Regions from separate parts of the Homo sapiens genome. Here all the other regions are linked to region 3. A link is an interaction called in ENCODE POLR2A ChIA-PET data of the cell type or tissue named here. Cell type or tissue: GM12878. All regions are shown on one strand.

Region 1 (5,000 bases), 80 kb after region 3:
ATAGGTAGGAGTCAATCCCACCAGCATTGACTCAGTCGTAATTGGGAAGGACCAAGAGGTGAAGCTGCAGCCTGGCCAGGTTCTCCACATGGTGAATGAACTTTATCCATATATTGTAGAGTTTGAGGAAGAGGCAAAGAACCCTGGCCTGGAAACACACAGGAAGAGAAAGAGATCAGGCAACAGTGATTCTATAGAAAGGGATGCTGCTCAGGAAGCTGAGGCTGGGACAGGGCTGGAACCTGGGAGCAACTCTGGCCAATGCTCTGTGCCCCTAAAGAAGGGAAAAGATGCACCTATCAAAAAGGTGAGGGTAGTGTGATTGGTAGATGATGTGGAGAAGAAATGAAATATAATGACTGCTTAATTGTTTTGTACACTTTAAAGTTCAGAAATGCGTGAGGGGTTATTAACCATGATGAAAGAGTCACTTGTTTGTGGCGTGAAAATCATTTGGATGAATGTTCCTTTATGTGCTTTTTTCTTAAATTCCTGAGGTAAGCCACCTGAAGGTACAACAATAATGGCAGTGTGTACTTAACATTGAACAACTAAAGTGGATCAGTTGTTTATGCATCTATAGAAGGTTTTCATAGATCATGTAATTCATATGCTGATGTCAAAGTGGAGAATTGGTCAGGCTGTAGCTGCAGTGAGAGAGGGCAAAGAAGGTATGACTCATACTCTGGCATTTCTCGCCTTCATTTAGAACAGCCAGCTGTGAATATAGGAAGGCTGGCTGGGTGCAGTGGTTCACGCCTGTAATCTCAGCGCTTTGGGAGGCCGAGGTGGGCAGATCACTTGAGGGTCAGGAGTTTGAGACCTGCCTGGCAAACATTGTGAAACTCCATGTCTACTAAAAATACAAAAATTAGCTGGGCCTGGTGGTACACACATGCTTGTAATCCCAGCTACTCGGGAGGCTGAGGCGGGAGGATTGCTTGAACCTGGAAGGCGGAGGTTGCAGTGAGCTGAGATTGCACCACTGCACTCCAGCCTGGGCGACAGAGCGAGACTCCATCTCAAAAAACAACAACAATAATAAAAAACAGCTGGGTGTGCTGGCTCACGCCTGTAATCCCAGCACTTTGGGAGGCCGAGATGGGCAGATCACCTGAGGTCAGGAGTTCGAGACCAGCCTGACCAACATGGCAAAACCTAATCTCTACTAAAAATACAAAATTAGCTGGGCGTGGTGGTGCATGCCTATAATCCCAGCAACTCCAGAGGCTGGGCAGGAGCATCGCTTGAACCCGGGAGGCAGAGGTTGCAGTGAGCCGAGATCACGCCATTGTACTCCAGCCTGGGCAACAAGAGCGAAACCCCATCTCAAAAAAAAAAAGAAAGAATATAGGGTCGGGTGTGGTGGCTCACGCCTGTAATCCCAGCACTTGGGGAGGTGGAGGCCAGTGGATCACCTGAGGTGAGGAGTTCAAGACCAGCATGGCCAACCTGGTGAAACTCCGTCTCTACTAAAAAATACAAAAGTTAGCTGGGCGTGGTGGTGGGCACCTGTAATCCCAGCTACTTGGGAGGCTGAGGCAGGAGAATCACTTCGGAGGTTGCAGTGATCACGCCGCTGCACTCCAGCTTGGGTGAGACAGAGTGAGACTTTGTCTCAAAAAAAAAGAGAATATAGGAAGGCAATGGAGTGAAGCAGAGTCAAGTGAATCTTGTTTAATTCTCAAAAACTAAGCTTATTTCCAAGTTTAGTTGTGCTATCACACAGTATTAACTGTTGCCAAATTTAATTATTGGCATTTGTAATTTACATTGCTTGTTTTTTTTTTTTTTTGTTTTTTTTTTTGTTTTTTTTTTAGGAATCCCTGGGCCACTGGAGTCAAGGCTTGAAGATTTCTATGCAGGACCCCAAAATGCAGGTCAGAATACAATTTTGGAATTTCAGTACATTTCATGTTGTAAATGACCACTCCACAGAGGTCTTAATTACAAATGAAATCAAAGGATATCAGTCTTTCTGAATGAGATTCATTTTATTGGGCTGTTCTGTGAGAACAAGAGGCTTTTCACATTGGCAATAAAGTAGCAGCTGTCATTGTTTGGAGAGAAAGCTGAGTTCTTCAAATGAATATCCCCTCTGCCTTGTGCCTTTTAAACTTCTGGGTACTTTAAGGGAAGTTGCATTAACCTTAGTATGGTTCCTTTCAGGGGAGCATCAGAGATAATACACTGTGACAGTAGTACTGTGCTGCCCTGGCATTAACAGTCAGACATCCCTGTAATCCCAGCACTTTGGGAGGCCGAGACGGGAGGATCACCTGAGGTCAGGAGTTCGAGATCAGCCTGACCAACATGGAGAAACCCTGTCTCTACTAAAAATACAAAAAATTAGCTGGGCATGGTGGTGCATGCCTGTAATCTCAGCTACTCGAGAGGCTGAGGCAGGAGAATCACTTGAATCCGGGAGGTGGAGGTTGCGGTGAGCTGAGATTGCACCATTGTACTCCAGCCTGGGCAACAAGAGCGAAACTCCATCTCAAAAAAAAAAAAAAAAAAAAAAAAACAGGCATCATCCTTGAGGAGCCTTTGAGTCCCACTTCAATTATATTCCTTGTTGACAAGGGGCAGGTCTAATAGGGCTCACTGGAACCCACGTGTACGTGTCACACAGTCTGCCATGTTGGAGTGGAGAAGGATGCTTTTGAATTTATGTCTACAGAGATTTTACATCACATTCTTGGGAACTATTTTGTACTGTGCATCTTCTGTGTATTCTGTGTAGTGTGGTGGTTGAAAACAGACTCTGGAGTCAACCACATCTGAGTTGGAATCCTAGATTTCCCTCTTAGGAACTATGACTTGTGCAAGACACTCAACCTGTCTGAATTTCAGTGCTCTCCTCTCTCAAAACTGGGCTATTAAAACCATTTGCACAAGACTGTGGGAATTAAGTGACTTAGTGAATATAACAACCAGGCACACAGAAGATTCTTAGTAGATGTCTGTTTCCTTCTCTTGTATCCCTCTGCTAGGTTTACAAAGATGAGCAGGTGGTGGTGATAAAGGATAAATACCCAAAGGCCCGTTACCATTGGCTGGTCTTACCGTGGACCTCCATTTCCAGTCTGAAGGCTGTGGCCAGGGAACACCTTGAACTCCTTAAGCATATGCACACTGTGGGGGAAAAGGTGATTGTAGATTTTGCTGGGTCCAGCAAACTCCGCTTCCGATTGGGCTACCACGCCATTCCGAGTATGAGGTAAGCCAGGTGGGTAGTGCTGCTGGCTCCTGGTTCTGTCCAGGTGGGCAGATAGATTCAGCCTGGGCTTGCTGAGGGCACATATTGCACTGAGACCCAGGGAAGTGGGATGGAGTTTTTCCAAAGCAGGTGGGCTGAAGCTTCCACCTCTCTGCCTGACTTGCATGCAAGCTTTGAGTTCCCACTTCTGCCTATAATTCAGTCATATTTGGTTCTTTGTTCCTCTCAAAATATAAATCTTCGAGAGCCTAATATATGAACTAGATGAAGCAGCTTCATTATCCTCAGATAAAGAATTGTGGTCAGTGGCTTTTATCAGATTCTTCAAAAGCGTCTATAACCCCAGAATGATTAAGGACCATTACTCTGAAGGAAACAAACATCATAGACTTCTGTAATGACAGCGTAGTAGATCCAGGATTTGAAAATAAAATGAGAGAAAAGTATAGAATTTGTTTTCCTGTGGCTTATGCCCAGAAGGATTCAGAAAGGAATGACTGATTTCTTTCAAAGAATACAAGCAAGGTGGATCTCCGTGATTTCTTTGATTTAAGCAATAAGATGATAAGTCTAGATTTTAGAGTTTTTATTTTGTTTTTAAAAAACTGTGATATAATATACATAACAAAATTTACATTTTAGTCATCTTTAAGTGTACAATTCATTGGCATTACTATATTCATATTACTATGCAACCATTACTACCATCTATCTCCAGAACTGTTTTCTCTTCCCAAATTGAAACTCTGTACCTTAAATAATAACTCTCCATTTCCCCCTCCCACTCCTGGCAACCACCATTGTACTTTCCTTCCCTGTGAATTTGACTACTCTAGGTACCTCATATTAGAGGAATCATACAAGGACATATTTGTCCTTTTGTGACTGGCTTATTTTACTTATTTACTTACTTATTTTACTTTACATAATGTCTTCAAGTCTTATCCATGTTGTAGCATGTGACAGGATTTTCTCTGCTTATTTTTTTTTAACTACCAACACTCACATTTTATTTAGGTGAATAATTATGACTTAGGTTACTGGCCACTTGAACCAAATGAAATCTTTGTGCCAGATTTTTCCCTAGTCAGTACTGATTCTTTTAAGTTGAGGCATAACTTACATACAATAAAGTGCATAATAAGATGCATAGTTTGATCAGTTTTCATAAGCGTGTATAATCTTTTCACTATCATTCTGATTAAGATACAGAAGATGTCTATCCTTTCATCCCAGAAAGTTCCCTTGTGCCCCTTTCCAGTTAATCCTCCCTCAAGCATTGCTTTTATTTCCTTCAGCATAGATAGTTTTTGTCTCTTCTAGAGCTACCATGTATAAATGGAATCATACATTGCATACTCTTTTTTGGTCTGGCTTTTTTGGGTCAGCATAATTTTGAGATTCATGTGTGTTATTGTGTATATCATAGACATATGTACTTTATTTATTTTTTTCCCCTTGAGTAAATATTTAGGGATCCCAGTCTGGGCAACATGGCAAAACCTGTCTCTACAAAAAATACAAAAAATTAGCCAAGGGTGGTGGTGCACACCTGCTACTTGGGAGGTTGAGTTGGAAGGATCACTTGAGCCCAGGAGGTTGAGGCTACAGTAAGCTATGATCACGCCATTGTACTCCAGCCTGGGCAACAGAGTGAGACTCTGTCTCAAAAAAGAAGAAGAAAAAAAAAGAATAAATATTTGGAGATGGAATTGTTAGGTCATAGGGTGGATGTATGTTGTACCTCACTTTAAAAATATAAATATATTTTTATTGTTAA
Region 2 (5,000 bases), 190 kb after region 3:
AAATTCTTGTCTTTTCATTTATACAACTTTCTAATTGAGGTCCTTATTAAACCAATTGCAATTGGCTTTACTAACGAGTACTATCATCTTATTTGTAGTCTTACTATAGCTAATGATGAATAATTAAGTATTGATTTTGTGCTGAAGTTTATTAATTTTTACTGTAAAGCATTTAAACTGTATTTTAGTCTTTTTTTTTTTTTTTTTTTTTTTTTTAGTGGTTTCAGTATCAGAAACAAAAGATGTTTTAGGGTAAAAGGTGGATAATGATTTTGTTCATATCAAACAAGGTTTGTAAATAACCAGAATCAGAGTTTTATTTCTAGGGTCCTTACAACTCATGTTCCCAAATGTGGACTCAACATTGGTTGAGATTAGAGTGGTCAGGATCCAATAGCCGAGATTCATGTTATTTGTTCCCAGTAGTCTAAGAGTCTAGTACCCATGGTTTTTCTGCCAAACTCACATTTGATGCCTGGAGAGTATCTTTAAGATTTAGAGAAAGAGGAAAGTTCGACCAGTTGTATACTTGATCCACCTGCTGAGAAATGCTGACTGGTGGCAAAGATGAGTGAAAGAGAACATCTATGTCATACCTCTAACTTTTGCAAGGACATATTAAAGGTTATAGATCTTGTTCTTCCTCTCTTTTTTATAGTAACACTAAAAAAAAAAAATTGAGAAATGAGCAAAAGGTAAAATCTCCCCTTGGAGGCTGATGAAAATTGTCAGATTAGATGGGCTCTTTGGGAATCATTACTTCTTATAATGCTCTGCATATACCCAGAAAAGCACAAGAAATCACATGTCAAGGTCACTCTGCTCAGCAGAAAATTTCCTTAATGCCACGTAATAGTGAGTGAAAAGGGATGCAGATAAGGCTTTGGCCACCAACTCATGAGCACTGCCTGCGTGCGGGCTTCACTTTTTCTGGGAGCCACGTAGCTTCTGTTCAGAGACCCCAGTGCTTTTTATGTATGTATGTATGTATGTATGTATGTATGTATGTATGTATGTATTTTGAGATGGAGGTTCAATCTGTCGCCCAGGCTGGAGCCCAATGGTGCGATCTCGGCTCACTGCAGCCTCTGCCTCCCAGGTTCAAGTGATTCTCCTGCCTCAGCCTCCCGAGTAACTGGGATTACAGGCATCCGCCATCACACCTGGCTAATTTTTTGTATTTTTAGTAGAGATAGGGTTTCGCCATTTTAGCCAGGCTGGTCTCAAACTCCTGGCCTCAGGTGATCCGCCCGCCTTGGCCTCCCAAAGTGCTGGGATTACAGGCGTGAGCCACCGCGCCTGGCCTGACCCCAGAGCTTTTGACAGTGATGGTTGATGCTTTTCTGCTGAAATTCTGTCAGCTTAAACATCCAGCCAGTCTCAGGGTTGGTCCCTCCCAGGTTAGCACCCAGGTTAGCACCCTGCCAGCTTTCCCTTTGGGGTCATGGAAACCTGCTATCCTCAGAAAACCAACAGTGAGGGCTCTGCCGTTTAAGGTAGAAAATCTGTCTTGATCTTCAGAATGATCAGGTCCTCACTCACTGTTTGGGAAGATAATCAGGCTCTCCGCCAAGTTTGAAGAAAAATACTGCCCCAAATTCATATGCAGAGCAGTGAATGATTGGAATGCTTCTAGGAGATTAGCCAGGACGATTCTTACCAAGGAAAGCCATTCGTCAGTATTGCCAGGTTATTTTACTATTCTTGTGGAAAAGGAGGGAATTTATATTTATTGGGTGATTGTGGTGTGCCAAGAGCTGTACTAGACACTTTACATATGTGATCTCGCCCATAGCACAACTCTTTGAGGTGCGTATTATAATCCCCTTGGAAAATGAGGAAACAGGCTCAGAGAAGTTGGCACTTGCCCAGGAACTTAAAAAAAGTAGTGGAGCTGAAATTCTAGCTACCTCTGACTTTGAAGCCTCATTCTCCCTCATGAGGTTCTTTCTGAAAAAAAAAAAAAAAAAAAAAAAAAAGCAAAAATTATGGTTTATCCGATTGGTCTCTTTAGCCCTGCCTGGTGCCCTTCCAGAGCTGTTGGATCATCTAGCTGGGAAGGAAATGTTTAGGTAACAGAAAGTGGTGAGTCCCCTCACTAGAGTTTTGGAGGGATGGCTGATTGATCACAATTTACAGTGTTGTAGAAGAGATTTGTGCATCTGATAAGGCAGTGTGTGCCAGTAGTGGTTTAGGTTCTACTGATGGGAAATTAAAAAAATAAAACCCTTTAATTGTTGTGCATTTTCATGCATACTAGACAAAAATTGACCAGTATATTAGCTTGTGATTTCACAGATACTACTGTTTAAACACAGCTAAGTAAAAATAAATAGACCGGGTGTGGTGGCTCATGCCTGTAATCCCAGCACTTTGGGAGGCCGAGGCAGGTGGATCACCTGACATCAGGAGTTCGAGACCAGCCTGACCAACATGGTGAAACCCAGTCTTTACTAAAAAATACAAACATTAGCTGGGTGTCATGGCACATGCCTGTAATCCCAGCTACTCTGGAGGCTGAGGCAGGAGAATCGCTTGAACCTGGGAGGTGGAGGTTGCAGTGAGCCAAGATCGTGCCATTGCACTCCAGCCTGGGCAACAAGAGTGAAACTCTGTCTCAAAACAAACAAACAAACAAGCTATTTTGCAGAAACGCATGAAGTAAACAGTGGTCCACAGATACTCTAAAAATTGTGATGGTAGCATGTGACTGCCTGACGTTTGGGAATCACCAGGTGGACCTGCTGAATTTAAGGGTCCAGGGGCTTAGTCCAGTCTTGGAGGAACAAGTGCCTATGCACAGACAGGCAGGCACAGGTGGCAGCAGGGGCAGGGAGCCTGGGGATCCAGGTATAACACCACCAGGCAGCTGAGGGAGAGACTAGATTGCAGGCAGCAGAGTTGCTGGGACCAGAGGCCTCTAGAGACTCCACATCTGTGAGAGCCTGTCCTGGTTCCTTCTCAGGAGAAGCAGACATGTAGTGGTGGATGGCATTTAAACAGAGACCCTGGTCTGATCTGAATAACTTGTCGGCTGTGGAAGATGGCTTCATTCTTTCTCTGTTTTTGCCTCTCGGTTAAGAGCTCAGGCTCTGAGTTAATGGGCCCAGTCACTGTTGTGTGACTTTAGTCAAATTACTCACCTGCTCTCAGCTTCACTTTCCTCATCTATAAAATGAGAAGGAGGAGACACTAAAAATATCTCTATGTCCGCAGGTACCATGGCCACAGCCAACACTATAAATAATCCTCTTTGCTCCCTGGAGACTCAGACAGGTGACAAGAAGGGACCTGCAGGCCAGTTTGCACGTGGGGGTGCAGGGGGAGTCATCGGCCAGGACTGGCCTTGGTCCTCTAACAGCTGGGGCATGGCCCAGGGCAATGGAGATCCCGTGCATCCCTGAGTTATTATATACTTCTTCATAGGGTTGTTGTGGAGATACTATAACTAAGCTGTAACTAAAGCAGTGACTGGCTCAATAAATGTTAGTTATTCTTGTTATTATTAAGTGATAGAACTTGTGGGATTAAGCCCTTCTACTACCCAGTGACCTGGGCTTAGTATAGCCAGATATGATATTTTAATCAATATACTACAATATTATTTGAGTCTAATCCTAAGTTAATTTGAGTCCAAGTCCTTGCTTATAATTCTCAAATATTGAGGGAAATTATTACGATTATACTAATAACAAAGCCCCCTATTCTCCTAATCCTCTCATCTTCTCCTCTGGGCCACCTCATGACTCAGGGATGGATGGGGCCTTCATTGCCCTGGGCCATGCCTCAGCTGTTAGAACACAAAGGCCAGTCCTGGCCGATGACTCCCCCTGCACCCTGACATGCAAACTGGCCTGCAGGTCTCTTCTTGTCTCCTGAGTCTCCAGGGAGCATAGAGGGTTATTCATAGTGTTGGCTCTGGCCATGATGCCTGCGGACATAGAGATATTTTTAGAATCTGTTCCCTAGGGTCTGGCTGAAAAGGTCATGCCTATCTTTTTATGCCTAATGTCAACTTCTGAATAAGTAGGAGGAGGAACTCATTTCTGTTAATAGGACACAAGTAATGTCAGGGTTGGGTCCTATTAACAGCATGCGCCCCCCACCCCACCCCGAAACCCAAAGCTGTTTAAAGGAGTTATTATAAAGGAGAGGAGAATGAGGGACTGGGTCAAAGGCTGCCTTGGAGAAGGTTGGTTAGATGAGTTCAGGTAGCATCACGGGGGCTGGACAAGGACCAATGGATGGTTTTGGATTTCATGTTTTCTACTCATCAGAGCTGGGAAAAATGGAATGTTATATTACCAAACAATGAGCACCTCACCTTTGAATGTATTCAAGTGAAGACTGGAAGGCCTCTTCCGGGATGTTGGTGCCTGGGCGTCCTGTGGGTGCAGAAGACTGAATGAGATGGGCTCGCCGGCCCTCCCATGGTTGGGATCCAGTGATTCTGGAGGGGGTGAGGGTAGGAGCTGCATTTCGTGTTTGGGCACTGAATGAGGTGGATGCCAAAAAAATTAACTGGAGTAGCCCTGAAAATAAACCTATCCATCTATCTATGGCCACGTTTTCCTGGGGCTGATTTTGTGTTTCAGTTTTCCCCATGTCTTTCTTTTCTTTTCTTTTCTTTTTTTTTTCTTTTGAGACGGAGTTTCGCTCTTGTTGCCCAGGCTGGAGTGCAATGGTGCGATCTCGGCTCACTGCAACCTCTGCCTCCCAGGTTCAAGTAATTCTCCTGCCTCAGCCTCCCGAGTAGCTGGGATTAGAGGCATGTGCCGCCACGCCCAGCTAATTTTGTATTTTTAGTGGAGACGGGGTTTCTCCATGTTGGTCAGGCTGGCCTCAAACTCCTGACCTCAGGTGATCCGCCCGCCTTGGCCTCCCGAATTGCTGGGATTACAGGCGTAAGCCACCATGCCTAGCCAGTCTTTCTTAATAGTCACAGGGAATTTCATTTGTCTGATATAACGTTTAAATTAAATAGGGTGGAAATACCTGTT
Region 3 (5,000 bases):
CATGGTGAAACCCCGTCTCTACTAAAAATACAAAAATTAGCTGGGCGTGGTGGCAGGAACCTGTAATCTCAGCTACTCGGGAGGCTGAGGCAGGAGAATCACATGAACCCAGGAGGCAGAGGTTGCAGTGAGCCGAGATTGAGCCATTGCACTCCAGCCTGGGAGACAAGAGCGAGACTTCATCTCAAAAAAAAAAAAAAAAAAAGTAAGCTGCTTTTTGATTTCTTAATCAAACTAATAGCAGTGCATCGTTTAAGTAGTACTTCAGGGCTTACAGTGAAAAACAGTCCCATGTGCTTCCCTTCTCCACCTCTGATTCTTAACTTTCCTGACTTAGCTCCATAGCTGAATACCATGTTTATACTGTTATTACCTGATTTTTTTTTTTTTTTTTTTTTTTTTTTGGTCATTAGCAACTAACTTTCTTCAGCGAAAAATGATTTGTCTTATACCCACTCTCCTCAATACACACTTACTCTTCTTCTGGATTTTCAGTAGAGCTGTATCACAACTTTTGGTTCAATCTATATTCAATGTTTACATAGTTATTTTTATATAGCTATTGTTCACAGCTAAAAAATAATTACATGTAATTTCTTACATAAATTTTTATGATTTGCAATAATTATTGCTTATTTTTTCTTTTGCCTAGTTTTCTATGCACTTCTGCTAGTCCAGCCTGAGTATTTCTAGTAGAACCGTCAAAAGTCCTTTTTTTTCCGCTTGCTGATATCTTTCCTGAGGCCCTTCTCTTTTTGTTCCCATCAGGACTAGTTCTCTTGCATTGCTGCACAGTTACTGTACCAGGACTTCTCTCATCTTCATACTGGGAATTTTGGGTCTCTTATTTTTTTGGTAGGTCTTATTTATAGATTCCTCAGTTTTCTTTTTTTTTTTGAGACAGAGTCTCACTCTGTCGCCAGGCTGGAGTGCAGTGGCACGATCTTGGCTCACTGCAACCTCCGCCTTCTGGGTTCGAGCAATTCTCCTGCCTCAGCCTCCCGAGTAGCTGGGACCACAGGTGCCCACCACCATGCCCAGCTAATTTTTGTATTTTTAGTAGAGACGGGGTTTCACCATGTTGGCCAGGATGGTCTCGATCTCTTGACCTCGTGATCTGCCCACCTCGGCCTCCCAAAGTTTTGGGATTACAGGCGTGAGCCACCGCACCCAGCCTTTTTTTTTTTTTTTTTTTTAATTAAATGGAACACAGAGCCTTGCTGTGTTGCCCAGACTATCCTGCCTCTGCCTTCCTAAGTACTGGGATTACAGGTGTAAGCCGCTGAGCCCAGCCTAGACCCTCATTTTGTGGGAGTACTGAGTCCAGTAACTTCCTGAGAAAGGAAGCATAGAAATAAATTTTTGAGATTTTATTTGTGTCTGTAATACCGTGTATCTTTCTTTCTCTTTAAATGTTTAAAGTTTTATTATCCTTCCTGCATTGTCCCTGTATTCCTATTTTTTCTTTTTCTCTGAGTTTTCCCCTTCCCTGTTTGTTTTGCTGACCATATGTGGGAGTTTTCCTCAAATATTTAGAGCTCTCTGCTATGGTATGTCAGGTTGGGTGGTTGGAAAGAGGAGTTTGAGAACTGATAGACTTCAGCCTGGGATGATAGGATGGGGATCCTCATTTGTCATTCTCTGCAGAAATGTTCTCTTGGGCTGGTCAGCTTTTCCAGAGAGTAGTTCCTGCTTGGAGAGTAGTTCTTGCCTAAACCATATCTTGAGAGTGAGAGCTGAGAGGATGCAGGTAGGAGTGGAGGATAGAGAAATCTCACTGTTCAGCATACCAGTGTACACTGAAGCCCCCAGTTTTCATTGTGGCTTCTCACCTCCACCCTGTCCTCAGCTCTACTGAGATTTTCAGAGCCTAGGACCTCAACCTTTCCAGAATATACATCACCTGATTTCTCTTGAGGCTAAGGCGAGGTGGTTGCTCAGGGTTGGGAGAAGTCGTGGTAGCTAAATGCTCCTTATGCAGACTTTAATATTGCCCCTGTTTTCAGCCCTGAAGCATGCCTTGTGCTTGAAGGGTATGTGATTCCTCCAGTTCCTAAGCCTTTTTGGAGTTTTGCAAGGTAGTTTGGCTTGCTTCTTGTGGCTTCCCCTTCTTCACCTTGTACAATTAGGTTTCGGTTTTCTCTGTTTTTGGTTTCCACTAGTCCATTCACTTTTCACCTTCTAAAATTTAACTAACATTTTTTTCTTGCTGTTCTCCCATTCTCTTTGTCTTTTGGGGCATGTATCTTTTTTATTCCTTAATTACCATCACTTCAGTGGATTTTCTAGAGACAGTGGAAATAAACTCATGTGTTCTACATTTAATTGGTTAGATGTGAAGAGCAAGTGAGGTTTTGGTTCTAGGTTTCGTTTCCCTTTAGTTTCTGGTTTGAGTGACTTGGTAGAAAATATAAGAAGGACAGATTTGTTGGGGGCTGGGGTAGAAACTAGGGATAGGGGAAATGATCCGTTTTTAGATGTTTTGAAGTTCCTGTGGGACATACAAGTGGAAACTTGCAGTATAGGCCCTTGGATCTGTGAATCTGGACCTTAACCTAGAGGTTTTGGCTAAAATTATAGATTTGGAAATTATAGTAGTAGTTGAAGCTGTAAATGTAATTACCTAGGGAAAGCATGTAGAAGAAGAAAAGTAAAATGTGGCCGGGTGTGGTGGTTCACATCTGTAATCCCAGCACTTTGGGAAGCCCAGGTGGGTGGATCAACCGAGGTCAGGAGTTGGAGACCAGCCTGGCCAACGTGGCGAAACCTTGTGTCTACTAAAAATAGAAAAATTAGCTGGCCATCATGGCGTGCGCCTGTAATCCCAGTTACTTGGGAGGCTGAGGCAGAAGAATCACTTGAACCCGGGAGGCAGAGTTTGCAGTGAGCCAAGATCGCGCCACTGCACTCCAGCCTGGGTGACAGAGTGAGACTCTGTCTCAATTAAAAAAAAAAAAAAGAAAAAATATATTTAGCAAAGAAACTTTGGAAAGGAAGAATGTTGAGAGCATACTAGTCTTAGAAATACTGCATTTAATAAAGACCTATAATTTGCATCATTTTGGTAGTGGACACAAGAACATCTGTTGCAACCAGTGCAACAACAGTGCAAAAACCCAATTCTGTTATTTATAATAATTCCACGGATGACAATGGGGAATACCACAAAACCTAGGAATAAGAGAAAAATACATTTAGTATATGATGTTGGGACACTGACTTTAGAATTGCGGGGGAGAGGTCAGATCAGAGCCTGCTCCCATATTTTATGTAGCATAATTTCAGATAGAAAGTTAGATATTTTAAGATAATAGAAAAACACTGGGAGATAATATAATCTATCAAACCTGATAGTCTTCCCAAACTTAGAGATTAAACACCAAGGAAAAGGTAAACAGATTTCATCACTCGAGAACGGAACTTAAGATGAAAAGAAACCTATAAAGCTATAATCCAAAATAGACATAGTCACAGCTACTTGGAAGGCTGAGACAGAAGGACTGCTTGAGCCCAGGAGTTCAAGGCTGCAGTGAGTTGTGATCATGCCACTTTTCCAGCCTGACAGAATGAGAACCCCTCTCTTTAAAAAAAAAAAGTTGGTAAAAGAATTCTTTGCAGCAAACATAAACAACAAATACCTTTATCACGTTAAAGCTCACTAATTGGTGAGAATGGTAAGACCATGATAGATAAGTGAGCAAATAACATGAATAAACAGTTAACAGAAGAGGAAATATATCTAATGAATACAGAGAAAAGTTCAACTCATTAATCAGAGAACTGACTAAAGTAGGGTATTCTATTTCTACTTATTAAATTAGCTAAAATTTTTAAATCAGTGGTCCCCAACATTTTTGGCACCAAAGACTGGTTTCGTGGAAGACGATTTTTCCACAGATGGTGGTGGGGGTGTCAGGGGGGTGGGTTTGGGATGAAACTCTTCCATCTAAGATCATCAGGCATTAGATTCTCATAATGAGCATGCATCCTAGATCCCTCGCATGCGCATTTCAAAATAGGGTTCATGCTCCTATGAGAATCTAATGCTGCGCAGATCTGACAGGAGGTGGAGCTCAGACTGTAATGCTCTTGCTCCCTGGCTACTCACCTCCTGCTGTACAGCTGGGTTCCTAACAGGCCGTGGACCAGTACTGGTCTGCAGTTCAGGGGTTGGGGACCCCCGTTTTAAATGATACCAAAAATTATTGAGTTTTCTTGGAATAACAAAAGGAAAGGGGAATAAACATTGATTGTGTGCTTATTATGTGAACATGTGCTTATTATACAGGCTTCACTTATATTATTTTGTTTTATCCTCTATGAATTAGGCTTTTTTTTTTGGAGACAGTCTCACTCTGTTGCCCAGGCTGGGAGTGCAGTGGTGCGATCTTGGCTCACTGCAACCTCTGCGTCCCGGGTTCAAGCAATTTTCCTGCCTCAGTCTCCCAAGTAGCTGGGATTACAGGCATGCACCACCACGCCTGGCTAATTTTTGTAATTTTAGTAGAGATGGGGTTTCACCATGTTGACCAGGCTGGCCTGGAACTCCTGACCTCAGGTGATCTGCCCACCTTGGCCTCCCAAAGTGCTGGAATTACAGGCGTGAGCCACCATGCTTGGCCCCCGAATTAGGCTTTTTTTCCCGACTTTTTCAGTTGGCAAAACTGGGAGTCAAAATGACATAGCTGGTGAATGAGTTAGCCTAGGACCATCTGTCTCCAAAGTTCATTATTTCACCCCTCATAATGCAGTTGTGAACACTAGTGCAACTGCAACTTTTTTTGGAAAGCAGCTCTTTTGGAAAGGAGTTTGGCAGTATATATCAAATATATCAAGAGCCTTAACCATTCATGTTCTTTTTTGGATTTGGTAATTTCTTTTCCAGGAATATACCCTAGGAGGGGAATATCCCCAAAATAGAAAAAGCTTTATGTCCAAAGATGTTCATTGCAGCATTATTTAGGTGATTGAAAAATTGGAAGCAGTGTAAATGTCCACTA

Evidence for each region. ChIA-PET counts read pairs that join two places held together with the same protein. Peaks named below come from ENCODE experiments on the same cell type or tissue, not always from the same donor. Only the 100,000 strongest peaks of a DNase experiment are listed, where the experiment ranks them.
Region 1: POLR2A ChIA-PET joins it to region 3 with 5 read pairs; 2 of 35 experiments call an interaction of 5 or more read pairs at or near these places.
Region 2: POLR2A ChIA-PET joins it to region 3 with 6 read pairs; 2 of 35 experiments call an interaction of 5 or more read pairs at or near these places.

What each region holds. Positions count from the first base shown.
Region 1 is chr9:32,982,851-32,987,850 of GRCh38, reverse strand. APTX (aprataxin) reads left to right here. Exons shown (of 8, transcript NM_001195248.2): 4 at 5-307; 5 at 1,821-1,880; 6 at 2,994-3,220. Among named protein-coding and RNA genes, the nearest start is that of APTX, 16 kb to the left of the region's middle. In GM12878, no CTCF peak of the experiment used is centred here; no DNase peak of the experiment used is centred here.
Region 2 is chr9:32,876,156-32,881,155 of GRCh38, reverse strand. No RefSeq gene overlaps it. Among named protein-coding and RNA genes, the nearest start is that of TMEM215, 95 kb to the right of the region's middle. In GM12878, no CTCF peak of the experiment used is centred here; a DNase peak (open chromatin) is centred at 3,108.
Region 3 is chr9:33,062,702-33,067,701 of GRCh38, reverse strand. The region is part of intron 4 of SMU1 (SMU1 DNA replication regulator and spliceosomal factor); the gene reads left to right. Among named protein-coding and RNA genes, the nearest start is that of SMU1, 11 kb to the left of the region's middle. In GM12878, no CTCF peak of the experiment used is centred here; a DNase peak (open chromatin) is centred at 2,361; H3K4me3 peaks cover 1,411 bases; H3K27ac peaks cover 1,958 bases.